Regions from separate parts of the Homo sapiens genome. Here region 1 is linked to region 2. A link is a loop called in an ENCODE intact Hi-C map of the cell type or tissue named here. Cell type or tissue: GM12878. All regions are shown on one strand. Links, peaks and the distances in the headings refer to the core of each region. The heading gives the core; the rest is flanking DNA.

What was found. A loop is a pair of places that touch in the nucleus more often than their neighbours do. Peaks named below come from ENCODE experiments on the same cell type or tissue, not always from the same donor. Only the 100,000 strongest peaks of a DNase experiment are listed, where the experiment ranks them.
Region 1: it touches region 2 in a loop (2.6-fold over the local background); 3 of 110 quality-filtered maps call a loop at or near these places.

Annotation. Positions count from the first base shown.
Region 1 is chr5:157,104,513-157,120,300 of GRCh38, reverse strand. HAVCR2 (hepatitis A virus cellular receptor 2) reads left to right here and starts at 11,257. Exons shown (of 7, transcript NM_032782.5): 1 at 11,257-11,375; 2 at 13,339-13,674; 3 at 15,552-15,635. The coding sequence starts at 11,318. RefSeq lists an enhancer at 11,321-11,470. In GM12878, for the core only: no CTCF peak of the experiment used is centred there; DNase peaks (open chromatin) are centred at 10,330, 11,040 and 12,940; H3K4me3 peaks cover 1,695 bases; H3K27ac peaks cover 2,554 bases.
Region 2 is chr5:156,911,283-156,927,070 of GRCh38, reverse strand. It overlaps TIMD4 (T cell immunoglobulin and mucin domain containing 4), which reads left to right. Exons shown (of 9, transcript NM_138379.3): 6 at 759-808; 7 at 4,855-4,972; 8 at 6,568-6,607; 9 at 7,530-7,779. The coding sequence ends at 7,614. It also overlaps the pseudogene APOOP1. Among named protein-coding and RNA genes, the nearest start is that of TIMD4, 44 kb to the left of the region's middle. RefSeq lists enhancers at 4,319-4,598, 6,168-6,277, 12,318-13,263, 13,264-14,463. In GM12878, for the core only: no CTCF peak of the experiment used is centred there; DNase peaks (open chromatin) are centred at 4,420 and 6,400; H3K4me3 peaks cover 3,846 bases; H3K27ac peaks cover 5,284 bases.

The DNA of each region.
Region 1 (15,788 bases), core at 6,617-14,616, 190 kb before region 2:
TGCCGGGGGCAGGACTGCCAGACTATTTTTCTAGCTGAATATGTGAGCAGCAGGGGTTGGTTTCCCTGCTGGGCAAGGCCAGAGTCAGAGCTAATCCTGGGCCCAGCCTCTGCAGAGTTGGGGTTGTGACATTTAGTCACCTGTGTGGGCTTGGCAGAATGAAGATGGAGCCCTAGCTGGAGAGATGTAGTGGCTACTGGCCCGCAGAGGAGGATGCACTCCAGATGTGGCTCTGGTCTCAAGATGGCACTATGCTGCACCAGTTTGGCTCACACCAGGTTGGGGGACCGAGTAGGGGTGGGGAGTGCATACCTTGTATCCCAATCCAGAGCACACAGCTGCATTAATTCCCTACACCTCTCCTAACTGGGCTCAGGGCTTGTGAGGACCTTGTAGGATTCTCCTGTAGTAAGGACTGTAGGTATTTTTGGTGGCAGTGGGGGCTGCTGGGGTTCTTCTACTTACTGTTGCCTTGCAAGGGAAAGTCTCTTCTGTTTCTTGGCCAGTCTGGGCTGGGGAGATGGGGGCTGCAGAAGCTGGGTGCACCCATAGTGTCCTCCTGGGTTTCTAGTCATCACAGGTGCCTCTCTACTTTCCCACTGTACTCTAGTGCTGTCCCTTTGACATCTGGTCAAATCTCAGCTATTATTTATTGCCTTGGTCCTTTCTTTTGGGGGAGAGGAGTGCCAGGCATCTCTAGTCAGTCATCTTGCACTATGTGATTTCTGAAATAGGATAGAGATGTCATTACAAAGTAGTGGGAAAATGATGAAATTTCCAATAAATGGGGCTGGGATAAAACACGCACAAATAAATTCCAGGAAGATTAAAGGCTTAAGCATGGAAGGCAAAATTATAAAGATTTAAGTTAATGTAGTCAAATATTTTTATAATCTCTGGATAAGAGGAGAATTTCTTAAAAAGTACTAATACTAATGTACTACTCAGAAAAGGAAAGATTAGTCAACTTTACTATATTAAAATTAAGGAAGTTCAAGAAAACATACCGTATATTTCCACGTGGATAGTGTAAAAAGGAAAAAAAAAGAAAGAAAAAAAAGAAAACACAGTGTAAAGTGAAAAGCCCAGTGTGGGAGAAAATATTTGCAATGGATTTAAACAGAAGATAACTAGTACCAGAATATATAAATTATTTGCATAATAAGAAAAATATAGAAACTCGATGGGAAAATGGGCAAAAGAGTTGAATAAGCATTTGTCCAAAAAAGTCCAAATAGTTCCTAATCAAAATAAAGGATCCTGACTGGGCACGGTGGCTCATGCCTGTAATCCCAGCACTTTGGGAGGCCAAGGTGAGTGGATCACCTGAGGTCAGAAGTTCGAGACCAGGCTAGCCAACATGGCGAAACCCTGTCTCTACTAAAAATACAAAAATTGGCCAGGTGTAGTGGTGGGTGCCTATAGTCTCAGCTACTTGGGAGGCTGAGGCAGGAGAATCGCTTGAACCCAGGAGGCAGAGGTTGCAATAAGCCAAGATTACACCACTGTACTCCAACCTGGGTGACAAAGCAAGACTCTGTCTCAAAAAGAAAAAAAAAATGGCCAGACACAGTGGCTCACACCTGTAATCCCAGCACTTTGGGAGGCCGAGGTGGGTGGATCACCTGAGGTCAGGAGTTCGAGACCTACCTGTCCAGCATGGTGAAACCACGTCTCTAGTAAAAATATAAAAACCAGCTGGATGTGGTGGCACACCCCTGTAATCCCAGCTACTTGGGAGGCTGAGGCAAGAGAATTGCTTGAATCTGGGAGGTGGAGGTTGCAGTGAGCCGAGATAGTGCCACTGCACTCCAGCCTAGACAGAAGAGTAAGACTCTGTTTCAAAAAACAAAAAATGAAAAAAGTTAAAAAAATAAAAATAAGAAACAAAAGATTCTTAACTTATTAATAACTATGAAGATTCAAATTAAAACCACAGTGAGATGTTATTATACCTTTACCAATTTGGCAACAAACAAACAAAAAGACAAAAAAGCCAACTTTGATAATACCAAGCGTTGCTGAGAATGTAGGATAAAGAAATTGCTGTATACTGCTGCTGGGAGTCTTAGAAACTAATTAGGCATTCTCTAGTAAGGTTCAAGATGTTTATACCTTCTGACACAGTAATTCTGCTCTAGAAATGTAGTCCAGAGAAGCTTCTCTATTTGTGTACCAGGATTCATCTATGAGAATGTGCAGAATGGCATTGTTTATGATAACTAAACAAAAGATAAAGTAGAATGAACGTGGCCGGGTGTGGTGGCTCATGCCTGTAATCCCAGCACTTTGGAAGGCCGAGGTGGGCAGATCACCTGAGGTCAAGAGTTTGATACCAACTGGCCAACATGGTGAAACCCTATCTCTACCAAAAATACAAAAATTAGCTTGTCGTGGTAGCACACACCTGTAATCCCAGCTACTCGGGAGGCTAAGGCAGGAGAATCGCTTGAACCTGGGAGGTAGAGGTAGTACTGAGGTGAGACTTAGCCACTGCACTGCAGCCTGGGAGACAGAGCGCAAGATTCTGTCTCTAAATAAATAAATAAATAAATTAGAATGAACAAAGAATATGAGGTATATTCATTCCCAGAAAAACTGTTTAGTAAAAATACATAAACAACCTACAGGGATACAAACAGCATGAATGGATTTCACAAATATGCTATTGACTTAAATAAAACACAAAAGACTACAGACTATATGATTTTATTCACATAATGTTCAAACCCAAGGAAAACTATACATATAATTTTGGGATACACACATAGCTGGTAAAGCTATAAAAAAGACTATAATTGCAAAATTCAGGGTGATTTCCTGTAGGAGAGAGGGAAGATTTTTATAAATAATTTTTTTTTTTTTGTAGAGATGAGATCTCACTCTGTTGTCCAGGTCTTGAACTCCTGGCCTCAAGCAGTCCTCCCACTTGGCTTCCCAAAGTGCTGAGATTACAGGTGTGAGCCATTGCACCCAGCTACTTTGTTTTGGAGAGACAGTCTTGCCCTGTTGCCTAGGCTGGCCTTGAACTCCTGGCTTCAAGCAATCCTCCTACCTCAGCCTCCCAGGCATGAGCCACTGTGCCAAGCTGGGAAGATTTTGTGATCAGGAAGAAGTACATGGTCTTGGCATGGGGAATAGAAGAGACTTATGGAGACTAGCAGTGTTTTTTTTTTTTTTTTTGGAGTCCTAGTTACTTGAGTTTTTGCTTCAAAGTATTTATAAACTATAAATTTATGTTTATATAACGTCCTATATTCTGTTATATTTCCATTAAACAGTAGTTTGACCTTAAAGCCATATTGTGACATCATTACATATCCATTGTTTTGGAAAAAATGAAATAGCCTGATGGTACTGATATTGGCAGCAGCATAGAACATCAAAAGAGTTCTCACTGTCGGTGAGAATGTGAGCTTTTGAAAGCTGCTCAACATTCCCCTGTAAGGTGGATGCCTTTGAGAAGAGAAAAATGAGAATGTGGGTCAGAGACAATGCGGGGGAAATAGTAAAGTGAAAAAAAAAAACAAAAACAAAAACAAGCAAAGGACCTCAAGGGACTGACGATGAGTACGTCCATGTATTGAAGACTATGATAAGCTTAACTATCTGAACCCGGGGTAAAAGGCTAATAACCAGCAAACAGAAAGATAAGGGCGATGCCACACTGGAAACCATGCTCAGAATGAGAGACCACTCATGCTGCTCCCCCACCAGTGGGGCCTCTGTAGGAGGTTGTGGGACCTTCACTTTCAAGATGAGACTGCAGATAAGATTTCCCACAGTAACTCACATAGCTCAGCTGAATTTTTTGGGTGAGGAACCCCTTTTCATTCTTTTCATTTTCATCATTGGGAGCCTAGCTGAGCTATTAAGGGTGTAGTATTTCTATACCCCTCTCCATTTCCTCTACTCGAAAGACATTTAGTTACTCAGGCAGGAGCAGCATCAATTTCCCTTAGAAGTTACTTAATGGATAAGGCTGGGTGCGGTGGCTCACACCTGTAATCCCAGCACTTTGGGAGGCTGAGGTGGGAGGATTGCTTGAATCCTGGAGCTCAAGATCAGCTTGGGCAACAAAGTGAGACCCCTTCTGTACAAAAATAAAAATAACAAACAGGGTGTGGTAGCTCATGCCTGTGGTCCCAGCTGCTCAGGAGGCTGAATAGGGAAGATAAGTATTTATCTTGCTCCATGACACTGCCAGTATTACTACCATCAGACTTTTTAATTTTTTATAAAACAATGGATATGTAGATGTCACATTATGGCTTTAAGGTTAAACTATTGTTTAATGGAAAAATATAACAGAATAAAGAACATTACATAGCATAAATTTATAGTTTGTAAGTACTTATAAACTGTAAGTATTGAGCTTAAGCCCAGGAGTTTGAGGCTACAGTAAGTAATGCTTGCACTACTGCACTTCAGCATGGGTGACAGAGAGAGACTCTGTCACTAAAATAATTTTTAAAAAATTACTTGCTGGATAAATGTTGTGATAGCTCAGAATGCTGACTTGTCCTTCCTGGGCCACTGTATTCTATATTGGAAGGGGCTTTAAGCTGGCCTTGCACTCACTTGAGTGTGACCTCAAGCTTAATCTCTCTGGCATCCATTCATGGTTACTAAATAAAAAACTCTCTATAAACACAGGAGCTCTTTATCATCTCTTCAGGGTTGTGAAGAGCATGTCCTTGTAACTTAAAAAACGCTGCATTAGTAAAATGTCATTTTTAGGTAAGAAAAAAACCATATATACTTGGAGGAGAAAGTTTCTTTCCCCATCTCCTGCCTCTTCCCTTTTTGTGTAAGGGGTCTCTAGTGGATGTTTGTTTTTGTTGTCCAACTTCTGTCTCTCCTCCTGAAATGCACTGCAGTTTTTATTTAGGGGAATCACTCTTCTCTCATTTCAGAACATGAAGTGTGGGGAGGTGACCCAGGCCTAAGCCTATTAATGCTTTTTGACCCTTTGGGGACAGTGATTTTTCAGGAATGAGTCTGTGACTCAGACCCAGACTTGGGCCTTTGAAAGAGTATAAATCCCTTAACCAATAGGGGAGTGATTCACACAGATGTGTGCTCTGTGGGTGCAAGAGAGGGGCACTGTGTAGAATCTGAGAAAAGAGACAGCCCTGGAGGCAACTGAATGTTAACATCAGTCAGAAACTAGGTTCTTGGTGACCTCTCTGAGAGCCACTGAATCAAGCCTTGCCTGAACCTGGATTTTTCCATAATGTCAGTTAATAAATTCACTTTATAGTTGAAGCCAGCTTGAGTTGGGTTTTCTCTCATTGGCAGCATAATAATGTATGGAGTCTTTGGTAAGAGAGTTTTGTTGGCATATGGGTGCATCAAAATCAATATAAGAACACGCCATAGTCATGCTGTGAGAGGTAGTCAATAGCAAAGGGGAAATTTATTTATCTTTGTAAACACGTTATTCTGAAGACCCTGAAAAACCTGAAGTTTCTTCCAGGTATGCCCAGGATCTTGGTGGTCTGACGTAGCCCTCTTAGTGCTGGGACCTGGTGAGGAGGGCAAAAGTGTTGAAAGTTAACTTAAGCTGGGCCCAGTAGCTCACACCTATAATCCCAGCACTTTGGGAGGCTGAGATGGGCAGATCACTTGAACCCAGGAGTTCAAGACCAGCCTGGGCAACACAGTGAGATTCCCATCTCTACAAAAAAAAAAAAAAAAAGAATCTGAAAGAAGACTCATTAAGTTGAAAGTGGCTATTTCATGGTACTGAGATTATGACAACATTTGTTTTATTTATTTATTTTTTAATTCGTATTTTTCAAAATTTTCTGCAGTGAATATGATTTATATAATTTTTTAAAAAGGTTTTTAAAGTACTGTACAAACACACAAGGTGACAGTACCCTTCATGGGAACTCACGTGGCTAGTTACAATCTGGAAGTCAGAACATCTGGCTCACAATTGCTTAATTTAACCTCTTACCCTTAATATTCAACCTGTTTCTTCCTTTGCAAAATTTTGAACTAATCTCAGTTAGGTCTATGTAACCTGAGATGTGATTTAACCAAGTTAATTATCAACTCAATTTAAGTACATATAGGGTCCCCACCTTAAGTGGTCATTGTGGTTACTCCCCAGTATCTACTCCACTGCACTTCCCAATTGTGTAGGGAAGATTCTAGTTGGACTGAGATTTTCCGGATGCTGCCATCTAAATAACCCATATTATCCTGTCTCCTGATCTGGCTCTAACTTCCATTTTATGAACTTTTGCATAATTAGAGTTACACTCTATGCACACTGTGCCTGGCCCAGTGAGTTCATCTAATGGAGTCTATGTAGCTGTAATAAAAAAATGAGGACATTCGGCCAGGCGCGGTGGCTCACGCCTGTAATCCCAGCACTTTGGGAGGCCAAGGCGGGCGGATCATGAGGTCAGAAGATCGAGACCATCCTGGCTAACACGATGAAACCCAGTCTCTACTAAAAATACAAAAAACTAGCCGGGCGTGGTGGCAGGCACCTGTAGTCCCAGCTACTCGGGAGGCTGAGGCTGGAGAATGGCATGAATCTGGGAGGCAGAGCTTGCAGTGAGCCGAGATCGCGCCATTGCACTCCAGCCTGGGGACAGAGCGAAAAAATAAAAAAGAATGAGGACATTCTACATGAGCTGAAACAAAAGATTTTAGGCTGGGCGCGGTTGCTCATGCCTGTAATCCCAGAACTTTGGGAGGCCGAGGTAGTTGGATCACTTAAGGTCAGGAGTTCGAGACCAGCCTGGTCAACATGGTGAAACCTTGTCCCTACTAAAAATACAAAAAATTTGCTGGGCATGGTGGCTCGTGTTTGTAATCCCAGCTACTCAGGAGGCTGAGGCAGGAGAACTGCTTGAGGCAGAGTTTACAGTGAACCGAGTTTGCACCATTGTGCTCTGACCTGGGTGATGGAGCAAGACTTCGTCTCAAAAAAAAAAAAAAAAAATTTAAATACATTTAAAAAAGAAGGTTGCATGCTGTGGAGCAACCAGACAATTGTGATGAAATGTGAAGCACAAGGCACCAGCTGTGACGTGTTTTTGCCAAGAAGTCAAACCACGTTCCAACTAAACCTCTAGAGCAAACTTTCATTTTCAGCAAATTCGAAGAAAAGAGGAATAATGTAAATGACCCCACAGGGAAACAGACAAACCCTGAATGTGGAGCATTTCACAGGACAAAACCTGGTTTGTATAACTGGTTTGTATAACCAATGGCAAGGGGGTGGAGGGCAGACTGTCTTCGATTAAAAGAGACTTGAGGGACATAGCAAACAAATGCAATGCTGGGACTTGTTTGGATCTGGATTTAAACAAACTGATTGAAAAAAGACATTTTTGAGATAATCAGGGAGATTTGGCTATAGACTGAAGTACTAGGTGCTTCTAAGGCATCATTAAATTTGTTATGTGCGATAATGATATTATGATTATATTAGCAGAATGTCCATTTTTGTTTGTTGGTTGGTTTGTTTTGAGACGAAATTTTGCGCTTGTTGTCCAGGCTGGAATGCAGTGGCACAATCTCGGCTCACTGCAACCTCTGCCTCCCTGGTTCAAGCGATTCTCCTGCCTCAGCCTCCCAAGTAGCTGCGATTACAGGCACCCACCACCATGCCTGGCTAATTTTTTGTATTTTTAGTAGAGATGGGGTTTTCACCGTGTTAGCCAGGCTGGTCTCGATCTTCTGACCTCAGGTGATCCACCTGCCTCGGCCTCCCAAAGTGCTGGGATTACAGCCGTGAGTCACCACACCCGGCTTCAGAATGCCCATTTTTTAAAAAGGAAGATTGCACACTAAAGTACGTAAAAGTGAAATAGCACGATGTCTGGGATTCGTTTAAAAATATTTCAGCAGACTCGGCATGGTGGCTCACACCTGTAATCCCAGCACTTTGGGAGGCTGAGGCAGGAGGATCCCTTGAGCCCAGGAGTTTGAGACCAGCCTGGGTAACCTAGTGAGACCCTTGTCTCTAAAAATAAATTAAAACAAATTTAAAAAAAAATAAAGGGCCAGGTGCGGCGGCTCCTGCCTGTAATCAGCAATTTGGAATGCTGGGACGGGCAGATCACCTGAGGTCAGGAATTTGAGACCAGCCTGGCCAACATGGTAAAACCCTGTCTCTACTAAAAATACAAAAATTAACCGGGCATGGTGACAGGTGCCTATAATCCCAGCTACTTGGGAGGCTGAGGGGAGGCAGAGGTTGCAGTAAGCCGAGATAGCACCATTGCACTCCAGCCTGAGAGACAAGAGTGAAACTCCATCTCAAAAAATAAATAAATAAATAAATAAAAATAAAATAAATAAAATAAATAAAATTTTAAAAATAAATATTTCAGCAAATAACAATAGGAAAATGCAAGTTTCAAAAAAGGTATATGGTATTTTGTCTAAGAAAAGAGAGTATGAGAATATATATTTTATTTTCTTGGGTTTGCATTGGGAGTATACACAAGAAACTTATGAAAATGAAAACCTGGTCGGGTGCAGTGGCTCAAGCCTGTAATCCCAGCACTTTGGGAGGCTGAAGTGGGCAGATTGCAAGGTCAGGAGTTCGAGATCAGCCTGACCAACATGGTGAAAACCCATCTCTACTAAAAATACAAAAATTAGCTGGGCACGGTGGCAGGTGCCTATAATCTCAGCTACTCAGGAGGCTGAGGCAGGAGAATCGCTTGAACTTGGGAGTCGCAGGTTGCAGTGAGCTGAGATCGTGACGCTGCACTCCAGCCTGGGTGACAGGGCGAGACTCTATGTCAAAAAAAAAAAAAAAAGAAAACCTATAGCATAGGTGGGAGAAATGGGGGTAAACATGGAAGGATGGGATCATGGGATCAAGGCTTCTTGAGCTTTTTATATTCCTTTTACTTTTTAACTATTTGAATGTATTATCTAAAGTTTTTAAGAAAATAAACAGGAAATAAAAGTTAAGTGAACATGAAAATGTTCAGAACCAGCTCCCTACACACACAAGAGAGTTAAAGGAGATCTCTAGACCCCTTCATATCTAGACTTTAATGAACTAATAAATTGTTAATGTTTTATAAAGCTGGTCTCAGTAGCAATTCTAGAAATGAGCAGAAAACAAAGTGGTAAAAACAAAACATCGCTGGGCACGGTGGCTCATGCCTGTAATCCCAGCATTTTGAGAGGCCGAGGCAGGTAGATCACCTGAGGTCAGAAGTTCGAGACCAGCCTGACCAATATGGTGAAACCCTGTCTCTACTAAAAATACAAAAATTAGCCGGGCATGGTGGTGTGCGCTCTTAGTCCCAGCTACTTGGGAGGCTGAGACAGGAGAATTGCTTGAACACAGGAGGCGGAGTTTGCAGTGAGCCGAGATCGCGCCACTGCACTCCAGCCTGGGCGACAGAGCAAGACTCTGTCTCAAAACAAAAACAAAAACAAAACAAAACAAAACACAGAAACTGAGGGCTGATGCTTTTAAGAGCCTTGACCAAGTTCATGCTGCTAATAAAAATAACCCCAGACCCCATATTTAATCTATTCTACCTTATGCTTGAATATGGTCATTTGCTGGTTATTAGTTATGTGGGAAGACAAACATTAAATTAATAAAACATAATTTATAGTGGAAAAAATCTGTCACTTAGGGGGCTTATGCTCTCATTCTAAATCACCAATCATGTGCCTTTCGGCAAATCAATTTTCTGAAGTCTCAGATTCCTTGTCTATAAAATGAGAAATTGGCCGGGCGCGGTGGCTATGCCTGTAAACCCAGCACTTTGGGAGGCCGAGGCGGGTGGATCGCCTGAGGTCGGGAGTTCAAGAACAGCCTGACCAACATGGAGAAACCCCGTCTCTACTAAAAATACAAAATTATCCGGGGTGGTGGCACATGCCTGTAATCCCAGCTACTCAGGAGGCTGAGGCAGGAGAATCACTTGAACCCGGGAGGCAGAGGTTGCAGTGAGCCGAGATCATGCCATTGCACTCCAGCCTGGACAAAAAGAGCGAAACTCCATCTCAAAAAAATAAATAAATAAATAAAAATAAAATAAAATAAAATGAGAAATTGATTATGATCTCTTGAGTAACTGCCACTCTGCAATGCTATGGGAAGTACACACATTGAACAAGTTGCATATTTATATTAAATGCCATTTGTTTATATTGAACAAATTTGGTATTTATACCCAATGCATTTAATGGCATAAATGTGAATGACAAAGAAACTCAGGAAGGCAAGACATAGAGGAAGGCCACTGGCTTTTCAGAAACCACTCAGCCTGTGAGCTCACTTCCCTTTTATAAAAAAAAGCTTTTGCTTTTAAGGTGTCCAGATAAAGGTCACACTCCCAGAGCTGAGGCTACGTGAGTCTAAGCTGTTACCTCAGTTATGGGAGTGTGGCTGGAACTCAACACTTTCTGATCATTCATGGCCAAAGCCTCTTGGGGTAGGGGAGAGGGGGCACCTTGTATGCATGAGATGAAACAGGATACCAAGATCCCCTTAATTCTACTCAGAGTAGAGGAAAGGAACTGTTGCCAAAAGGAACATGTTTTTTCTAAATTGAAGAGTTGGAAGTTTGAAGGTCAAAGTCAGAATATTAGAACAGAGAGCCATGCATGTATTATCTAATACAATTTTCTCATTTTATAAATTATATAAATGAGGAAACTGAGACTCAGCAAGGTTATAGGATACAACCTAATCTGTGTTAGAAGAAGGATGAGAGTGAGGCTTATGCTGGGAGTTGCTATGGTCTGTAAATGTGAGGATAAGGAACATGCCATTCACTGTTGTGTTCCACTTCCTAGTCCAGTGCCTGGTGCAAAGTAGGGGCTTCATAAACTTTGGTCACAGGCCTGATGAAGGGACTGATTTGAGTGAATGAATCCATGGATGATGCATCTGTACTTTGTGTTCCCCGCTAGTCAGATGGACTCGGACATGCTCCATTTCAGGTGTATCTCATCTGAGACATTATTAGAGGGTTCTCTTTATGTGCCATGACTGAGTAGCGTTTTCTTCCACTGAAGTATTGCTTCCTCTTTGTTGATATCACAGGACAGACATCAGAACACTTACAGGATGTGTGTAGTGTGGCATGACAGAGAACTTTGGTTTCCTTTAATGTGACTGTAGACCTGGCAGTGTTACTATAAGAATCACTGGCAATCAGACACCCGGGTGTGCTGAGCTAGCACTCAGTGGGGGCGGCTACTGCTCATGTGATTGTGGAGTAGACAGTTGGAAGAAGTACCCAGTCCATTTGGAGAGTTAAAACTGTGCCTAACAGAGGTGTCCTCTGACTTTTCTTCTGCAAGCTCCATGTTTTCACATCTTCCCTTTGACTGTGTCCTGCTGCTGCTGCTGCTACTACTTACAAGTAAGTCTCGGCATGGATATTTACAATGACATAATGGTGCTGTACAGAGGACAAGGGAGAGATACAAGGATGGCCATTGTAATGTTGTTTGTAATAGCAAAAGCTTGGAAGCAACCTAAATGTCCGTCGATGAGGGAGTGGGTAAATAAATGTGATATAATCATGATACAAACAGTGAGTCTGACAAAACATACTGGTATAGAATGTCTCAAAATTATAATGTTATTAAAGAAAAAAAGTTGCAGAATAATGCATATATTAGGCTTCTATTTGTGTGTGTGCATTGTCGGGGAGCAGGAATATGTGGACATTTCTTAATGTATAAGCTCTAGGAAAAGGAACCAGGGAATGGTAAAGAGTTGGGAGAGTAAGGCATATTTTTCTTTTCTTTTCTTTCCTTTTTTTCTTTTTCTTTTCTTTCTTTTTCTTTTTTTCAATTGAGATGGAGTCTCACTCTATTGCCCAGGCTGGAGTGCAGTGGTGGCACCATTTTGGCTCACTGCAATCTCCGCCTCCCAGGTTCAAGTGATTCTCCTGCCTTAGGCACCGGAGTAGCTGGGATCACAGGCGTGCACCACCACACCCAGCTAATGTTTTTAATTTTTAGTAGAGACAGGGTTTTACCATGTTGGTCAGGCTGGTCTCAAACTCATGGCCTCAAGTAATCTGCCCATCTCAGCCTCCCAAAGTGCTGGGATTACAGGCGTGACCCACCGTGTGCCCGGCCACTTTTTCATACACCTTTGATAGTGTTTGAATGTTTTTACTGTAGTTGAGTCATATGAAAACAAAGGGGACATAAAAAATCAAAAGAAAATATATAATGAATGTTTTATCATATATAAAATATATATAGTTTTTTTTTAATGGAATTAACTTTGTCATTTGAGGAAAATGAGGAGACAAGTCTCAATCATTTTAGGAGATTTGTTTGCCAAAGTTAAGGAGGCACCTGAGAGACAGGTCTATGACTTTCTCAGAAGATGATTTTGAGGGCTCCAGATTTAAAGGGGACAAGGTGGGATATTGAGAAGCACTCAGTTTTCACATAAAAAAGGGGGGGGGGCAGAGGAAAAATATGGGGAATCTGCATTTTACATTAGATAACACAGACAAAATGGGGTAGGGAAACAATCAGATAACGCATTTGTGTCTGGCCAGGGTGACCGCACCGGTAAAGATGAGCTATCAATCTGCATTGCACAGCTGACCAGGAATTTCCTTGTGGGCAAAATATGGGGGAGGTATGCAGCCTTTCATCCTGTAGCCATCTTATTCAGGAATCAAAAAGAGGAGGCAGGTTTCTGTGACCCAGTTCCCAGCTTGACTTTTCCCTTTGACTGAATGAGTTTGGGGTCCCAAAATTTAATTTCTTTTCACAACTTTAAACCTTAAAACAACTCCATGAGTAGTTTCAAATACACAAGATCCTTATTTAACCAAGGGTTTGTATTTACTGTGCACTTGCTGCTTAAAAAGAGAAGTATGTTAGGAGAGCCTCCCTTTGTTGATGAACAAGCAAGTAGCCCAGATGGGCGGGCCGTTTCCTGGCTGACCATGACTAATTTTCTGATTGTCTGTTTCCATCAGCCCTGTTCTCCCGTGTTCACAGAATTGGGCCACAATTCTCTCCTAGGGCAGTGTTTCTGAAAGTGAGGTTCTGAGACCAGCCACTTCAGCAACACTTGAGAACTTGTTAGAAATAAAAGTTCTCAGGCTCTACCACAGGCCAACTGAGTCAGGAACTCTAGCAGTTGAGCCCAGCAATCTGTGTTTTCGCAAGGCTTCCCAGTGATTCTGATGGCCTTCACATCTGAGAAGCATTGTCACAGCGAATCATCCTCCAAACAGGACTGCAGCAGTAGCTTCCTCTTTATTCTGTAAGACATGGCTTGCAGTTTTCCTGAAATGGAGTAACCTCACTCACCGCTTGAGTCTTGGCTCTCCTTCTCTCTCTATGCAGGGTCCTCAGAAGTGGAATACAGAGCGGAGGTCGGTCAGAATGCCTATCTGCCCTGCTTCTACACCCCAGCCGCCCCAGGGAACCTCGTGCCCGTCTGCTGGGGCAAAGGAGCCTGTCCTGTGTTTGAATGTGGCAACGTGGTGCTCAGGACTGATGAAAGGGATGTGAATTATTGGACATCCAGATACTGGCTAAATGGGGATTTCCGCAAAGGAGATGTGTCCCTGACCATAGAGAATGTGACTCTAGCAGACAGTGGGATCTACTGCTGCCGGATCCAAATCCCAGGCATAATGAATGATGAAAAATTTAACCTGAAGTTGGTCATCAAACCAGGTGAGTGGACATTTGCATGCCATCTTTATGAATAAGATTTATCTGTGGATCATATTAAAGGTACTGATTGTTCTCATCTCTGACTTCCCTAATTATAGCCCTGGAGGAGGGCCACTAAGACCTAAAGTTTAACAGGCCCCATTGGTGATGCTCAGTGATATTTAACACCTTCTCTCTGTTTTAAAACTCATGGGTGTGCCTGGGCGTGGTGGCTCACACCTCTAATCCCAGCACTTTGGGAGGCTGAGGCCGGTGGATCATGAGGTCAGGAATTCGAGACCAGCCTGGCCAACATAGTAAAACCTTGTCTCCACTAAAAATACAAAAAATTAGCCAGGCATGGTTACGGGAGCCTGTAATTCTAGCTACTTGGGGGGCTGAAGCAGGAGAATCACTTGAACCTGGGAGTCGGAGGTTGTGGTAAGCCAAGATCTCGCCATTGTACTCCAGCCTGGCTGACAAGGGTGAAACTCTGTCTCAAAAAAAAAAAAAGAAAAGAAAAGAAAAGCCAAAACTCATGGGTGGAATGTATAGATGGGATGAAAGGCCTAGATCAGTGGTTAGAGACCCTGACTCTCATTAGAATCACATAGAGAGTTTTTAAACAACTATAGATGCCAGGTACAGTGGCTCATGCCTATAATCCCAATACTTTGAGAGGCTGAAGCAGGAGGATCACTTGAGGTCAGGAGTTTGAGACCAGCCTGGCTGATATACTGTGGCTACCCCTATCTCTTAAAAAGCAGAAGAAAAAACCCCACTACCAAAAACCAGAGAAATCAGCATCTCTGGAGGTAGATGCTAAGCATTAGCTTTTTACAGAGTCTACCTCAGGTGATTTTACCCCAGGTGCAGCCAGCATGGTGAACTGCTGGGTTATGCATGTATGCTGGGAGGTGAACAGACTTAAGATTTCTATAACATGTACTTTGTGCCCAGATAGAGCTGAGTTTACATCTAACTCTGCCTCTTACTAGCTATATAATCCTGAGCAAGTTATTGAAACGCTGTGAGCTCCTCTTCTATAAAATATGACAATAATACCGATCATGTGGGCCATTAGAAGGATTTTATGTGATAATATTTTATTAAAAGCCTTTATAGGTTGGGCATCCCAAATCTGAAAATCTAAAACCTAAAATGCACCAAAATCTGAAATGCTCTAAAATCCAAAACTTTTTGGACACTGACATGACATTCAAAGGAAAAGCTCATTGGAACATAAGTATAGGCAGATACTAAAAAATAAAAAAATAAAAACATGGCTGGGCGTGGTGGCTCATGCCTATAATCCCAGCACTTTGGGAGGCTGAGGTGGGTGGATCACCTGAGGTCGGGAGTTCGAGACCAGTCTGACCAACATGGAGAAACCCTGTCTCTACTAAAAATACAAAATTAGCCAGGTGTGGTTGCACATGCCTGTAGTCCCAGCTACTCAGGAGTCTGAGGCAGGAGAATTGCTTGAACCCAGGAGGCGGAGGTTGCAGTGAGCCGAGATTATGCCATTGCACTCCAGCCTGGGCAACAAGAGCAAAACTCCGTTTCAAAAAAAAAAAAAAAATTCAAAATCTAAAACATTTCTGATCTCAAGCATTTCAGATAAGGAGTCTTCAACCTGTAATTATGGCCATTTGTGTGGCTGTTAGTTCCGCTATTAATAATCAGAATGTAACAATGATGACTGCATCTTACCTTTGTCAAACATTTGAAGTGTGTGATACACTCTCAACGTAGGTATCCAGGCAGGTTTGGAAGCTGAGGGTGTATTTCTCTTTCTTAATTGTCTTTCGCATTTTTTTCTTGCTGCCCCTTTGATTCCCTGAAATAAGCTTTCTGCTCTCAGATAATTTTCATCCTTATGTTGTTTCTGACATTAGCCAAGGTCACCCCTGCACCGACTCGGCAGAGAGACTTCACTGCAGCCTTTCCAAGGATGCTTACCACCAGGGGACATGGCCCAGGTAACTATGCATGGGGCAGAGGAGGGAATCTTTAGCTGGCTCTGAATTCAGAGGATTTTGAATGTGGGAAAAAAAGATGAGAAAACAGTGTGAGAGTGGAGGCATGGATATCTCCGTGCACCTGAAATAGTGTTTGAAAAGAGGGAAGTGGTG
Region 2 (15,788 bases), core at 2,468-10,467:
GCTGAAATCATCTTTCGGTCTCTCTTCTCTAATGGACTGTAAATTTCTTGAGGGTAGGGGCCATGCCGCAGTCTCACAGTATTCTTAGTGCCTGGAACAGTGCTTAGCATTTGGTAGATTCTCAGTATGGTTCCCTTGTAACTCAACTATAGATTATGAATACATGACTCCACCTCTCAGCATAAACTCCCATTCTCAAGGAAGTTTTCTTTGACCCTCCAGAACAAGCCTGGCATCCTCATGATATGTCCCTTATACTGTATTTTTCCCAGAATTGTGTACTTGTAACTAATTATGTTTTCAACTATTTACATTACATTTTTACATTTCATTTTCTGCACTAAGTTGTAAATTCTATGAGGTCCAAGGTATAGCTATCACACTGCATGGCCTATAATAGGTGCTCAGTAAATATTTATTAACTAGAAAACTGACAAATTTTCTTGCCGGATAAAAATCCTGAATGAATTGCTGAAGCCTACAGAAAAATTAGAGCCAATTGCCTACTGGCCCAATGCCTGACTCTACTCATCTGTAAAATGGTGATGTTCCCAGGGATAACGTTGTATAGCAGATAAAATTTACATTAAAACCATATCAAAACAAATATGCATAAATAGATTATACAAAAAACACGGGATTAAATAATTAAACACATCAGCTGCAGTTCCAGATGGACTCTTAATTACCTATTTCAGGATGTGATATTTTATTCCCCAACCAGACATATAACCATTTTCTTCTCTTTTCCTTCCCAGCATCTGATACAGCAGTTCCTGAGCAGAACAAAACAACAAAAACAGGACAGGTAAAAAATCTGTGAAGTATTTGCAGTATATCACTTAAATAGTAAAAATCCACAGTAGTGGCCAGGCACGGTGGCTCATGCCTATAATCCCAGCACTTTGGGAGGCCAAGGTGGGCAGATCACTTGATGCCAGAAATTTGAGATCACCCTGGCCAACACGGCAAAACCCCATCTCTATCAAAAATGCAAAAATTAGCCAGGTGTGGTGGCACATGCCTGTAGTCCCAGCTACCCAGAAGGCTGAGGCATGAGAATTGCTTGAACCCAGGAGGCAGAGGTTGCAGTGAGCCAAGATGGCGCTATTGCACTCCAGCCTGGTGGCAGAGTGAGACTGTGTCTCTTAAAACAAAACAAAACAAAAAACAAACAAACAAAAAATCCGCAGAGGTTTGCAGAGATGGACTAGGAAAAGCAGGATATTGCTGTCGCAAAATTCATTGCAACAATTATGAAACAGCCCAATAATTTATAGACTTGTACTCTTGGCAGAAATAACCTTGATTGTTACATCTGTATGTGCCAATACTTTGAAAAGCAAAAAGAAAAAAATATAAAAAACATGCAAGATCATTGTGTGTTCCGTCTGCGTGACCCAGAGTTCATGACATACTGCAGAATCAACACCTGCCATCAATATTTCTCTTGTTTTCTGAGGGTGCTATTTTTATTATTACAAAAGTGATTCAAGCCATTTTAAGTGAAAGCTTCAGGCAGTACAGAAGTCTGTAAAGGATAAGTAAAGTTTCCCCATCCCCTCTTTCTTCTTCCCCATCTCTCTCTCAGACACTGTCTGTTGTCCTGTCCTGGTTGCTGTGCCCACTGTCTCTGGGATTCTGTGTGTTACAGAATGGAACAGGAAGAGAGGGAGAGAGCATATCTTGGTCAATGGAGATGGCATAGCCCCAGCAAGATGCCCCAATGCCTGCCTGCAGAGCAGCAGTTCTCAATTTTTTTTGAGACAAAGTCTCACTCTTGCCCAGGCTGGAGTGCAGTGGTGCAATCTTGACTCACCGCAACCTCTGCCTCCTGGGTTCAAGCGATTCTCCTGCCTCAGCCTCCTGAGTAGCTGGGATTACAGGCACATGCCACCATGCCTGGCTGATTTTTTATATTTTTAACAGAGATGTGGTTTCATTATGTTGGCCAGGCTGGTCTTCAGTTCCTAGCCTCAAGTGGTCCACCCATCTTGGCCTCCCAAAGTGCCAGGATTACAGGCGTGAGCCAACATGCCTGGCCTATATTCTCTCTCTCTCTCTCTTTTTCTTTTTTTAACTTGGATTTTAATCATGTATGTAAATAGCAACATGAGTACAGGGAGTTCTAAGCCTTGTGCCTTATCTCTAAGTGAAAGGATTTCAGATTTGTTTGCTTGTAGGATGGCATCACCCAAGATAACAGAGACCTAGTATAGTTTTTCCTGAAGAAGAAAGCCAGTTTAATATATTCAATACTGACTTCTCTGCTATTTTTCTGTAAAAATAATGATTGACCATTTGAAGTTTCTGTTGCTTACCTGTAACTGATTAAAATGTGTAGAGCATGAAATTTTCTATTTATTTTCAGATGAATTCCTCACATTTCCTGGCTTTAGAAAGTTCTCCTTCCAAAAATCTTCCACGACTATGTATCCTCATAAACCCTGGTCATATAATATCTCCTTTCTGACCTGCACAAACTCGATGGCTTGCTGTGGATAATGGATAGAGGCTGCTAATCCTATGAAACTGGGTAGAAATGCCTGCTTCTTTATTTTTGAACCTCTAGCCAAAACAAGTCCAACAAGGCCAGCAAAACCAATAACACCCAGTCCTGGAAAAAATCCAGCAGGTGCATTTTGGAGATATTCATAGCTGTCTCACCCCCATTGAACCAAACTTTACATCTTTGGCTTCATTTAGGAGTACCTTTCCTGACACCAACTTTTATATAGCTCTTGATAATGTCAAAGCTGAGAGATGCTTTCCTAAGCTGGGTCCTTGACTCATCTGCATGTTTAGATTAGCCCTCGAGAACTTAGTAGAGTAAAACTCATAAACCTTCATGGGATTTTGGGGAGGGAAGTCCTTTTTTGGTGCTGCATAGACTTTGAAGGTGAGTAGGCTCAGGCTGGTCAGCCCCATGGACCTCTAAACCACCTTGAACATGTTACTGGCAGTGGGGACTTTCACAAGGTCTTTTTAAACGTTTGAAACTCAGTTTCTAGCCTGGGCAACAGGGCGAGACCCCTGTCTCTACAAAAATAAAAATTAAAAAAAAAATAGCCGAGTGTGGTATCATGTACCTATAATCCTGGCTACTTTGGGAGGCTGGGGTGGGAGGATCACTTGAGTCCAGGAGGTTGAGGCTGCAGTGAGCCTTGTTTGTGCCACTGCACTACAACGTAGGCAACAGAGAGAGACCCTGTCTCAAACAAAATAACAGCCTGGGTCTTGTGGCACACTCCTGTAATCCCACTTTGGGAAGCCGAGGCAGGAGGATTGCTTGAGCCCAGGAGTTCAAGACCAGCCTGGGCAAAATAGTGAGACTCTGTCTCTACACAAAATTAAAAAAAAAAAAAATAGCCAGGCATCGTGATGCATGCCTGTAGTCCCAGCTACTCAGGAGGCTGAGGTGGGAGGATTGCTTGAACCCGGGAATTCAAGGTTGCAGTGAGCTGTAATCATTGCCACTGCACTCCAGCCTGGGCAAGAGCAAGACCTTGTCTCTACAAAAGAAAAAAAAAATCAGTTTCTTAAAACTGAGACTTGGTTTTTGATTCTCTAGACTGCTCAGCAGAAAAAACTGAGACATTTTTACAATTAAAAAATTTTTTTAGGCCGGGTGCAGTGGCTCATGCCTATAATCCCAGCACTTTGGGAGGCTGAGGTGGGCAGATCACTTGAGGTCAGGAGTTCGAGACCAGCCTAGCCAACATGGTGGAAACCCATCTGTACTAAAAACAAAAAAATTAGCCGGGCTTGGATATGCATGCCTGTAACCCCAGCTACGTGGGAGGTTGAGGCAGGAGAATTGCTTGAACTCGGGAGGCAGAGGTTGCAGTTAGCTGAGATTGCACCACTGCACTCCAGCCTGGCTGACAGAGTGAGACTCTGTGTCAAAAAAAAAAAAAAAAAAAAAAATTTAATCCCAGCAATGGCAGGAGCTTGAGCCCAGCCTGGGCAACATAGCGAGACACCATCTCATTTTTTAAAATTAAAAAAAAAAAGTTTAAACTTTTCTTTTAGGTTCAGGGGTACATGTGCAAGTTTGTTATACAGGTATCTGTATTTAAAACATTTAAAAAAATCAATTTATTTAAAAATAACAACAAACTCACTTTGTGCTAACATAACATGTTTTATGGCAACTAACTAACTCTATTTTGAAAAAATATTAGTGAGAAAAATGAATGAAAAAATTACTGAGAAATATGGCATTGTTTTACATTTTTTGCAAATCTCATTAATATCTGGCTTAATAGGAGACAGAGGGATTCTCATCTCTGTTTCCACATTCTGTGTAAGTGACAGCAATGACATCACACATCACATAGCCTCTGGGAAAGTATACTGTATATCTCATGAGAGAATGATAGTGAAAATGGCAAAAAATGTCTCATGAAAATCATTTTGATCTCATGGGCCCCCCATCTAGACTTTGAGAACCACTGCTGTAGAAAATGTGAAATTAAGTTTCATTTTCTCTTTCATCCTGTTTTCTCTAGAAGCCTAAGTCAGCCATGAAAAGAGTAGCACAGGGCTAGGGAGAGCTCAAAGGATTTGAGCAGCGGCTAGGAAAGAGATTTGACCATGGAGAACACAGCTCACAACAGTTATTTTTTATCCTCAGACCCCTGAGCCCCACAGCTCCTTATGCCTGATGTCTAACACTTCGGAAAATTTTGGGATATGGGTCACGTGTTTTGGGTTTTCAGAGATTTTTGACAAAAGGTGGTGAAATGTAGTGAAACTGCTGGTGGTTGTAAGGTGCTATTGGGCTGGGATGTCATCTTGTGAGGGTGGCATCTAGCAGTGACTGGGTCCATCTCCTTGCCTGTGTCCCATCAGATGGATGGAATACCCATGTCAATGAAGAATGAAATGCCCATCTCCCAACTACTGATGATCATCGCCCCCTCCTTGGGATTTGTGCTCTTCGCATTGTTTGTGGCGTTTCTCCTGAGAGGTAAGGAGGGAGGGCCAGGTGATGGAGCACTTCAGAACCCTGGCGACTGCAGGAGGATCTGGAGTTGTCTCCACTTCCTTCCCCTTTATCCCTCCCCAAAGAGGCTCAGTTCTGCCATTGTTCCCATCCCAGCCAGGGAAGTAACAGGTAAGTTCATTCTCCCCAAGCTGCTAATGACTCTGTGTATTAACCTCCTGGTAGAGTTTACGTTTTGGAAAAGGAAAAAAAGCAGAAGAGCACCTTCATTTATTGGACATTTCTGTGCCAGTCCTGATGGTATACTCTTGATGTGCCTAATTCATTTTATCCCTATTACTGCCTTAAGAGGAAAGTACTATTTCCTACTTTGTTCACTTTCTCTGTTCTTTGGTTGGGAAAACCCTAGCTTGTCTCTTCTTTTGGCTAGGATTGTTGCAGGACGAAGACCATGAACAATCCTGGTTTTCTTCTTCTTTTTTTTTTTTTTTTTTTTTTTTTTTTTTGAGAGAGTCTCATTCTGTTGTCCAGGCTGGAGTGCAGTGGCGTGATCTCAGCTTACTGCACCTCCGCCTCCTGGGTTCAAGTGATTCTCCTGCCTCAGCCTCCTGAGTAGCTGAGACTACAGGTTCACGCCATCACACGGGACTAATTTTTGTATGTTTAGTAGGAGGGGGTTTCACCATGTGGGCTAGGTTGGACTCAAACTCCTGACCTCAGGTGATCCACCCACTTTAGCCTCCCAAAGCTCTGGGATTACAGGCATGAGCCACCATGCCTGGCGTGATCCTGGTTTTCTTATATGTTCCCTAAAAGCAAGCTTTCTTAACCTGGAGGCCACAGATGGACTTCAAGGGTAATGTGAATCCTTTGAAATCACATGCAAAAGTGTTTATGTGTTCATGCCTGCATTTTTCAGGGGACAAGGTCTGTAGTTTTCATTAAGTTAGCAAGCTGCTCCATGACCTTGCACCTCCATCCCACCCCTGCCCCCCGCCCCCAAAAGTTTTAAAATGCTACAAAAACAGCCATGAAACAGCTTATGGTTTTCAGGCAAATTATAGGCACGTGGCACCTGGTACTGTTGTAAAATGGGGATAAATTGTTCTGTACTCATTAACAAAAGCTGTTTCAGGGCAGTATGTCAGGAGATGAGACTAGTAACCATCTCAGCTGATTTGAATAATAATGAAACTTGTATATTTCAACACCTGCCCCAGGTGCAAAAGCAAATTTAAAATTTACTGGAATCCTGCTGTTAGCCTTCATACAAAGGCATGATTACAGTTTTGGAAAATTCTGAGTATGTCTCGTAAAGAAGTGTTTTGAAACCCAAGTGAGTGCTTGAATTCTGGATAGGCAGATGACTCAGAATGAAATAGCTTAACACCATTGCCCAGAATGTTGGAACAACTTGGTAATTGATGAGCACTAACTGTGGTTAAAATAGCAAGTGTTTGACCTGGGAAAGGGAATGGCTTTTTCTGCCAAAGCCAGCCACTGGTTCTCACCTTTGGCCCATATCTGCTCTTTGCGGGGCAGCACTGGAATTCCCCCAGCATTTTGCATGTTCTATGCACCGCAGCCACTCTGCTCACACTGTGGCCTTGTCTTTTCAGGGAAACTCATGGAAACCTATTGTTCGCAGAAACACACAAGGTAATCTATCTTGCATGAATGGGTGTTGTAATGATTGTACAAGCTGTTACAAATGATTAGCTACTACTCAGTGGTTTAATGACTTGAGCTTGTGTTACGATTACACATAGAGTTGGAAAGATGTGACATTAGAAGTGAAAAAGTTGTGCAGATTTAGCTCACATTAACCTGTGTCTTGGTTAACACTCTGAGCAAAATGCCAGTACCAAGGCAGGTGGGATTAATAGAAGTATAGCACGCAAAAGAAAGAAGGTGATATGGCACTTTACTCTGAAATTTTTTGTTCACCTATGGGTAAGTTAGTTTAAGAGGCCATTGTTAAACTGGAGTTTATTGAGGAGCGTTGGCAATATGGAAAATGAAAAAAGCATGTAGAATATTATTCCTGGGAGTTGGTTCCTCTGCCCAGTTAGACCATGGAAGCAGCTTGTTTTGGGGCCTTTTTAAAAATAGTATTTGAAGATTCTCTAGTAAGGGATTTTAGCTATTTGCCCTATTCTATAGCTTTTGGAAAAGAAATTTTTAAAAAAGGCATAAATTATTAATGAAGTCCTTGCCTAATTAATTGCATTCACTAATTAGTTGCATTAATACCACAATATGTATTAGCAAGAAGGAAAATTGACACCCAGCGAGGTGACCTTTCAAGGTCACACTTAGAGACCTTTTGGTAAATAAACGTATTGAAATCATGATTTTATATTTTGCTAAGAATCTTTTTTATCTCATTATAATGGATTGGCAGAAACTCTTTTTCCCCTGCAGCCTCAGTTTTCCCATCTGTAAAATGTGGAGCTTAGACTAAATGAACTGTGAGCCCTTTGAACTTTAAGGGTAATTGCACTGTAACTTAGCAGCATCTGTTTTGTTTTGTTTTCTAGTCTTGTGTTTCCCATTATGAGCCCCTCTTTTCTGTTTACAGGCTAGACTACATTGGAGATAGTAAAAATGTCCTCAATGACGTGCAGCATGGAAGGGAAGACGAAGACGGCCTTTTTACCCTCTAACAACGCAGTAGCATGTTAGATTGAGGATGGGGGCATGACACTCCAGTGTCAAAATAAGTCTTAGTAGATTTCCTTGTTTCATAAAAAAGACTCACTTATTCCATGGATGTCATTGATCCAGGCTTGCTTTAGTTTCATGAATGAAGGGTACTTTAGAGACCACAACTTCTCTGTCCATGCTCTAATCATCTCTGTAGAATCACCGCTAAGTGATCTTTCACAGTACACTTGAACACTTTCAGTGACAGTGAACTCCTTACCACACGCAAGGGAGTCCATTCAATCTCAGAGCAGTTCTGAGATTAAGAAATATTTATAGCAAAATCTGTCTCCGGATGACATCTGCCCATAGGTCATAGTTGAGCTCCTTATGCCTATCAGAACATCTCCTTTATTAACTGCCGGATCAGTGTTGTGTGAACTAACAGGACAAAAAATCTATAGGCTCCATCAGTCAATAAGACTGATTTTTTTTTTTCTCTCTTAAAGGTAATGTCAAGAGAGTAGAAATCCAAAAGATGGTTACCTTTGGAGAAACATGTGCTTATTCCATTAATGTTGCTATTGCTCTAAGCATGCTGGGAAGTACTGGAGAGCTGTTAACTCTTCAGGTATTAGAAGGAGAATCTCATGTTTCTCCAAATTTCCTTGCTTCTGGGATACAATTTCTGGTTCTTTTGTTACCCTAATTGCCTTCATCTCGTATGGATTCGTATCTCTCCTTTTATGCCCAGCTTTCAGAGTTCATTGTCTCACTGCAGGTATGATATGAGCAGCACAGAGCCTATGGTTCATTAACAATGCAGGAAATGACATGGAATCACACCGTAACTGTGACTCACTTCTTTATTTTCTTTCTTGAGACGGAGTCTTGCTCTGTTGCCCAGGCTGGAGTGCAATGGACAATCTCTGCTCACTGCAACCTCCGCCTCCCGGGTTCAAGCGATTCTCCTGCCTAAGCCTCCTGATTGAGCAGCTGGGCTTACAGGTGCATGCCACCATGACCACCAATTTTTGTATTTTTAGTAGAGATGGGGTTTCACTGTATTGGCCAGGTGGGTCTCTAGCTCCTGACCTCAGGTAATCTGCCTGCCTCAGCCTCCCCGAGTGCTGGGATTACAGGCTTGGGCCACTGCACTTGGCCAACATTGACTCACTTCTAAAACTCCTAAATTTTCTATTATTTTCTTTTCACATTTGAGTGTCTTTAGAGGTGACCATAGTGTCACATCCTAGTTCTTGCTTGGGGAATTTAATTTTGGAAACAGGGAAGAGTCCGTGGGAGTAAAATGTGGTGAATGACAGGAATATTCAACCAGGGGCAGTGCGTGGATGTGAAAGCAAGGCAATCCAAATAAGTTTCTCTAAATATAATCTTGGAAATGTGCTCCTCAGCAACAACAGGTTTATTTTAAAACTTTAATAACTGCTAACACGAGGAGCCATGGGAGAGAGATTAAAGCAAACAGTTGTTGAATGAATGTATAAAAAACATGTGTGCCTGAGTGAGAGGGGCTTCTGGCTGGGTAGAAATGTGGAAAGTAAACCAGATCTGAAAGACATTTCTGTGAAGGACTTCCCAGCATGTTTACAGCAATAGCAACATTAATGGAATAAGTACGTGGTTCTCTAAATGTAGCCATCTTTGGATTTCAACTCTCTTGACATTACATTTAAGAGAGAAAAAAGTCAGTCTAATTACTTGACTGGTGAAGCCTATAGATTTTTTTGTCCTATTAGTTCACACAACACTGATCCAACAGTTAGTAAAAATCCCCCTCACCTGGGTACTTGGAAAAACTGGCCCAAGGCAGCCTGACTTCTGACTTGTTCAGTTGCAGTTGGGCAGAATGATTGGCACCAATGATGAAAACAATTAGCAGCAGATTGGCAGCTGTTTCTTTTCTTTTTCTCTTCTCTTTTCTTTTCTCGTCTTTTCGAGACGGAGTTTTGCTGTTGTTGCCCAGGCTGGAGTGCAATTGCATGATCTTGGCTAACTGCAACCTCTGCCTGGTGGGTTCAAACGATTCTCCTGCCTCAGCCTCCCAAGCAGCTGGGATTACAGGCGCCCGCCACCACACCTGGCTAATTTTTTATATTTTTAGTAGAGATGGGTTTTGCCATGTTGGCCAGACTGGTCTCGAGCTCCTGACCTTAGGTGATCTGCCTGCCTTGGCCTCCCAAAGTTCTGGGATTACAGGCGTGAGCCACTGTGCCTGGCCCTTTTTTTAAAAAAAAAATTTTTTTTTTTTTTTGGTCAACTTGGCTTTGATGTCAGCTTAAGATACTTAAAGTGACTTTGTCTAGTGTGCTAAACTCAAACATTTATTTAGAAACGTTGGGGAAGTGGGTCTAGAGCCAGGTTCAGGGCCTGAATTTCCCCATCTAGAAAATGGAGTGGGGCCAGATGGCTTTGTGTATGTAGTCAGGTTATAGTATCTTGTGAGGTAATGATACACCCAACCCTAACTTAGCTCATGCTCCCTATCCACCTTCCAAAACCACCGCCATTATCAATGTCACTACCAGCTTGGGTCTGACTAGAAAAAGAAGACGACAGACACTTCCTAAACAGAACATTTAAACTCAATGAATATTACTTTTCTGTTTTGCAAAGGGGTATTTTCAATCGATTCCCAAATGTATTTCTGAAACTCCTTGTACCGACTAAGAAACACTAACATGAGCAATCATAGTATTTTAGAGCTCGTAATGGCCTCCAGGAGCCTCTGTCCTAGTAGTTCTCAATGTTAGCTGAATAATCAACTGGGGAGCTTTTTAAATGCCAATTCCTGAGTCCTACCCTTTAAGAGATTCTTTCTGTAATTGGTCCAGGGTATGACTTGGGCATCTGAATTTTTGAAAAATGTCCCAAAGTGGTTCTAATATGGAACCAAGTTCTGAAAAATGCTGGTCTAGCCCGGTGGCTCTCAAACTATGCACTTCAGACCAGCAGCCTCCGTGTCACTGGTACTTGATAGAAATGCAGATTCATGTCCTTCACCCCATACCTCCAGAATCAGAAACTCTGGGGGTAGAGTCTAGCAAACTGTGTTTTAACAGACCCTCCAGATGATTCTGATGTGCGTTAGAGTTTGAGAAATGTTGCACTGTAGTAATTCCTAACAGATAAAGTGTTCAAGAAAACAATCTCCCTTTACCAGGGCTGTGTGGTGGTGGGCTTGGCCAGACAGAGGGTCAGGAGCTTCCAGTACCAGGGGCAAAGGTCCTGCTGCTTCATCTCCTTTAAGCTGATAGCACTTTCTGGCTGGATTCCTGCAGTATCTTCCTAATTATAATCTCTGACTTTACTCCTTTTCCTGTCTGTTCTCCATGCTGTGGCAGAGATACCCTCTTTCAATACAGGTATGGGTCTCCTGTCTCCTGTCTTCCAGCCCTTTTCATCCTTGGCCCCTAGACCTACCTAGAAGCAGCACACTTAGCTCTGCCTGGGGCAGAGGTGGCAAACTCTGATGAATTTAGAGGCCAGGCAGCTGATACAGTTGAGGGAGTCAAAGGGAGATGACATGGCCCATGATAAATCGGAGTGTATGTCCACTTAAGGGCATTAAAATTTAAAATTAGTTAAAATGATTTCCTGGGCAAGCAAAACATGGCTGTGGGCTAAAACAAGGTAGCCAGTTTGAGACTGGGGATAAAGGGTGGATTTTAGTAAAAGATGAATTAAAATAAATATATAATTCTTATACTGAGACTCCTTGATCAGAGGAGGCTGTGGATGTAGTTGCTCCTCTCATTCCCTCTTTGTGTAATCAGGATGAATTGTTAGCATCTATAAATAACTTTTTGGTATCTATTGTATGTGGGGCCCAGGAGAGAGAATTGCTTCTTTTAAGGAGCTTCACTTCTGAATGAGACAAAACACACATGGGAAATGCAATAGAATAGGCCGGGTGCAGTGGCTCACACCTGTAATCCCAGCACTTTGGGAGGCCGAGGTGGCACATCACTTGAGGCCAGGAGTTTGAGACCAGCCTGGCCAACATGGCGAAACCCTGTCTCTACCCAAAATACAAAAATTAGCTAAGCTTGGTGGCAGGTGCCTGTAATTCCAGCTACTCGGGAGGCTGAGGCAGGAAAATCGGTTGAACCTGGGAGGAGGAGGTTGCAGTGAGCCGAGATCGCACCATTGCACTCCAGCCTGGGAAACGGATTAAGACTGTGTCTGTCTCAAAAAACAAACAAACAAACAAAAAGGTAATGCAATCGAATGGAATCAATGTTGTTTTTCCATTTCCATAAGGAAGGAATGTGATGCAGTATGTGCTTCTTACAGCTAATGATTATATGGTGGATCCACAATCAAACCTCACAATTTAAAGCAGGAGTTTCCAATCTTTTGGCTTCCCTGGGCCACACTGGAAGTAAAGGAATTATCTTGGGCCACACATAAAATACGCGAACACTAATTATAACTAATAAGCTAAAAAAATCGCAAAAAAAATCTCATAATGTTTAAGAAAGTTTACCAATTTGTATTGGGCCACATTCAAAGCCATCCTGGGCCGCATGCAAGCTCAATTTAAAGCAACCTAATTCCTCACCATGGCCTTTCTAGGCTAAACACAGGAGATACTATCAATTTGTAATGAGCACCTATTATATTCTGGGTACTCTATTAACTGTTTCAAGGCAATTATCTCATTGACTCCTGACAGCAGCTCAATAAAGCGGGTATATTATTTTGGCTTTGGAGCTAAGAAAACAGAAGCACAGGCAGGTGAAGGAACTTGCTCAAGGTCACGTCGTCCAATCTCCTGTAGCAGAGCCAGGTTTTGAACCAGGCTTGAAGGACTCCACACTCTAACCACTACCCTGTACTTCACAGTGAGGGCTCCAATTCCAGACTTCATGCATATGGCTCTGTAACACTGACCTGCATTGGACTCAAATGGATTTCAGTGTCCTCTGATCCACAGCAACCTGAGTATATCAATGGCTTTCCAGTTACAACCCCATTATAGCTCAATCTTCCCTTGTCCCCATATTATTTACTCAGAATCTGATTTGCATTTGCAGAGGAAGCTGTAAAGGGAGAACCTGGCAGGAAACTTAATGAAGCCAGGTGGGACACATTTAAATGGGAATGTGTTGAACTAACTCATGAAGAGCTAAAGCCAGCTGTCAGCAGGCTTAATGAAAGGTTAACAGGAATCCAGCAATGGGTGGCTGGGGAGACTCTTTGTCTCTCTAAAGAAAACAGGAAGTTGAGAAGTGGGCTCCCTGGGTGGAGGTGAGAGCAGAAGGAGGAAGCCACTCAAAACCGAAAGACTGGGTCTGGAAATAGAGCTTCATTTAGATTTGTAAATATGTTACAGCCTTAAAAAAAAAAAGCACTGTGAGTTCTCAGCTCTCTGAGCATCAAAGGACAGTGAAGGGAAGTGTTCCCGAATAAGATGAATGCTAATGCTATCCAGAGGGAGTTTGGGGAGCACTGGAAATGGCTGCTCGCAAAACAGAAGGTGGATTTGCTGCTTGTGCTGAAAAGGTGCTATTGTGCGGTTATATGCATTATCCATACTGTATGTGAAATAATGGGGTGGGAGCACAGCAAAGACTCGCACACATCTGTCAGTTTCACTCCCATTTTCAGCCAAGGAAACTGAGGCTCAGAAAGGGGGCATGAGTTGCCCAGGTCCCACAGTTAACCAGTGCTAGAGCAAAGCACTAAACTGTGTTTTCTAGACTTGTCTCTGTGGCTAAGATTCTGGAGTTTTCACAGAATCTGCCCTGTTATTGCCCTTCTGGAGTCATGTAATTAAGTTCTTGTTGGTGTGGCCATGCAATTCAGCGTTCCTTTTCCGTAAGCCATCTATCTTAGCACACCCCTGGCTTTATAGTGGGCTGCTGCCCCCAGGAAGAGGAATCAGAATGCAAAAAGCGCACAGCTTGGCTGCTCTGCTGCTCTCCTAGCAGCACCATAACTATGGTGACCAACTTGTCTCAATTTGCTCTGGGCTTTCTTGGTTTTAAAACTCAAAGTCCCACATGCCAGGAACCCCTCAGTCCTGGGCAAACTGGTGTAATCACCCAATAGGTTCTTCCTGTGCCATCTGCACAGACAAAACCAGTTCATTGAGAACACGGCATTGCAGTAGAGAAAAAGTTTAATGGACATGACGCCAGCCACATGGGAAATAGAGTTATTATACAAATCAATCTCCCCAAAGGCTTGAAGGTTAGGGTTTTTATGGACAGTTTGGAGAGCAGGGGTCTAGGGAAAGGGTGCTGCTGATAAATTGGGGATGAAATCATAGGGGTGTGGAACACTTCTTTGTGTGCTGAGTCCAACTCTGGGTGGGGCCACAGGACCGGGTGAATCATGAGTCACAAGGCCGGGTGGGATCTGTTGAAAAAATATTTCAAAAAACCAATCTTAGTTTCTACAGTAGTGATGTTACCTAGATGAGCAACTGGGGAAGTCGCAAACCTTGTGATCTCTGGCCATATGACTCCTGAGCAATAAGGGATTGTGGAAACTATGGGGTCAAAATATGTCAGTTATGCAAAATGGGGTCGACTGTGTCAGATTTCTCTCATCGTTATAATTTTGCAAAGATGGCTTCTCTTGGATGGTTGGTCAACCTAAGTCTATAAACTAGAGATCAAAAACAACCATCCTCTCAGTTCTCTCACTCACAGCCCCTGCTCTTGACTTTATTGCAGTGATCACTTTTCCTGTGACTTTGCAGTTGAACCCAAATGGAATTTAGTTTGTTCAGATCCGCTGTTAGAATAGACTACTACTAGATCTACATTTTATATCTAGACCCTTGCTATTCGAAGTGTGAGATTCAGACCAGCAGTTTTGTCATCACCTGGGAGCATATTAGAAATGCAGAATCCCAGGCCCTACCATAGATCCTATGAATCAGAATTCACCTTGTAACATCTAGGATCTCTAGGTCACTCATGTGCACATTAAAGTTTGAGAAGTCCTGGTCTAAAGCATTGATTTTCAAACTCAGCTGCACACTGGAATCACATGGAGAAACTTAAAAAATACTGATGCCTGATCCATAGATCAAAACATCACCTTGTACCCCATAAATATACACAATTATTGTCAATTAAAAATAAATTTAGGCAAGATGCTGTGGCCCACGCCTGTAATCCCAGCACTTTGGGAGGCCGAGGAGGGTGGATCACCTGAGGTCAGGAATTCGAGACCAGCCTGGCCAACATGGTGAAACCCCACCTCTACTAAAAATACAAAAATTAGCTATGCATGGTGGTAGGCGCCTGCAATCCCAGGTACTCGGGAGGCTGAGGCAGGAAAATCACTTGAAGCTGGGATGTGGAGGTTGCAGTGAGCCAGGATCACGCCATTGCACTCCAGCCTGGGTGACAAGAGCGAAACTCCATCTCAAAAAGTAAAATAATAAAATAAATAAATAATTAAAACATTTTTAAAAATACTGATGCCTGGCTCCCATCTGAGGTCCTGATTTGATTCACAACGAGGAGACATGGGCATCAGTTTTTAAAGCACTTCAGGTGATTTGAATATACAGCAATGTTTGCAAACTTCAGCCCTAGAGAGGGGGTAGCTTTGCACCAGAAAATAATGTTTCTAATTAATCAGAACAAAGCTTGGCCTAAGTTTGTGTGGCTCTACTAACCCCATGTGATTTTGCATATGGAAATCATCAATATCGCTCAAGAAGATCTGAGGCATAAAGATAATGACCAATTACTCTGGAAGAGGCCCCCTAAAGTAGTTACAAACCAAGATATAATATTTAGTCTATGGAAAGTGATAATAAGACAAAAGATAATCAGAGAAGGAATGTCCTTAGGGTCGGGGTGGCACTATGAATCTCTTCAGAAGACACTAGAAAGATGTCTTGACACCAAGATTGTAAGAGAAAAGTGGGAGATTGGTTAAGTGGTAATCTTTGTTGCACAATAAGGAACTTGGTAAAAAGGCAACTATATTTTCTTTTGTACTTAGATATAATGGGAGATCTTCTGTAGGGAACAAGCAGTCATTCATTGTCTCAGTAAGACTGTATTCTTTTGCAAGTAAGAGAATACGAAAAAATAATGATTTAATTAGCAAAGACTTTGAATCATTTCACATAACTAGAGTTGGGACTTAGGAGTGTTGTAGGATTGGGTTCAGCAGCTTCACAAGAATGAGGTGTTAGTCA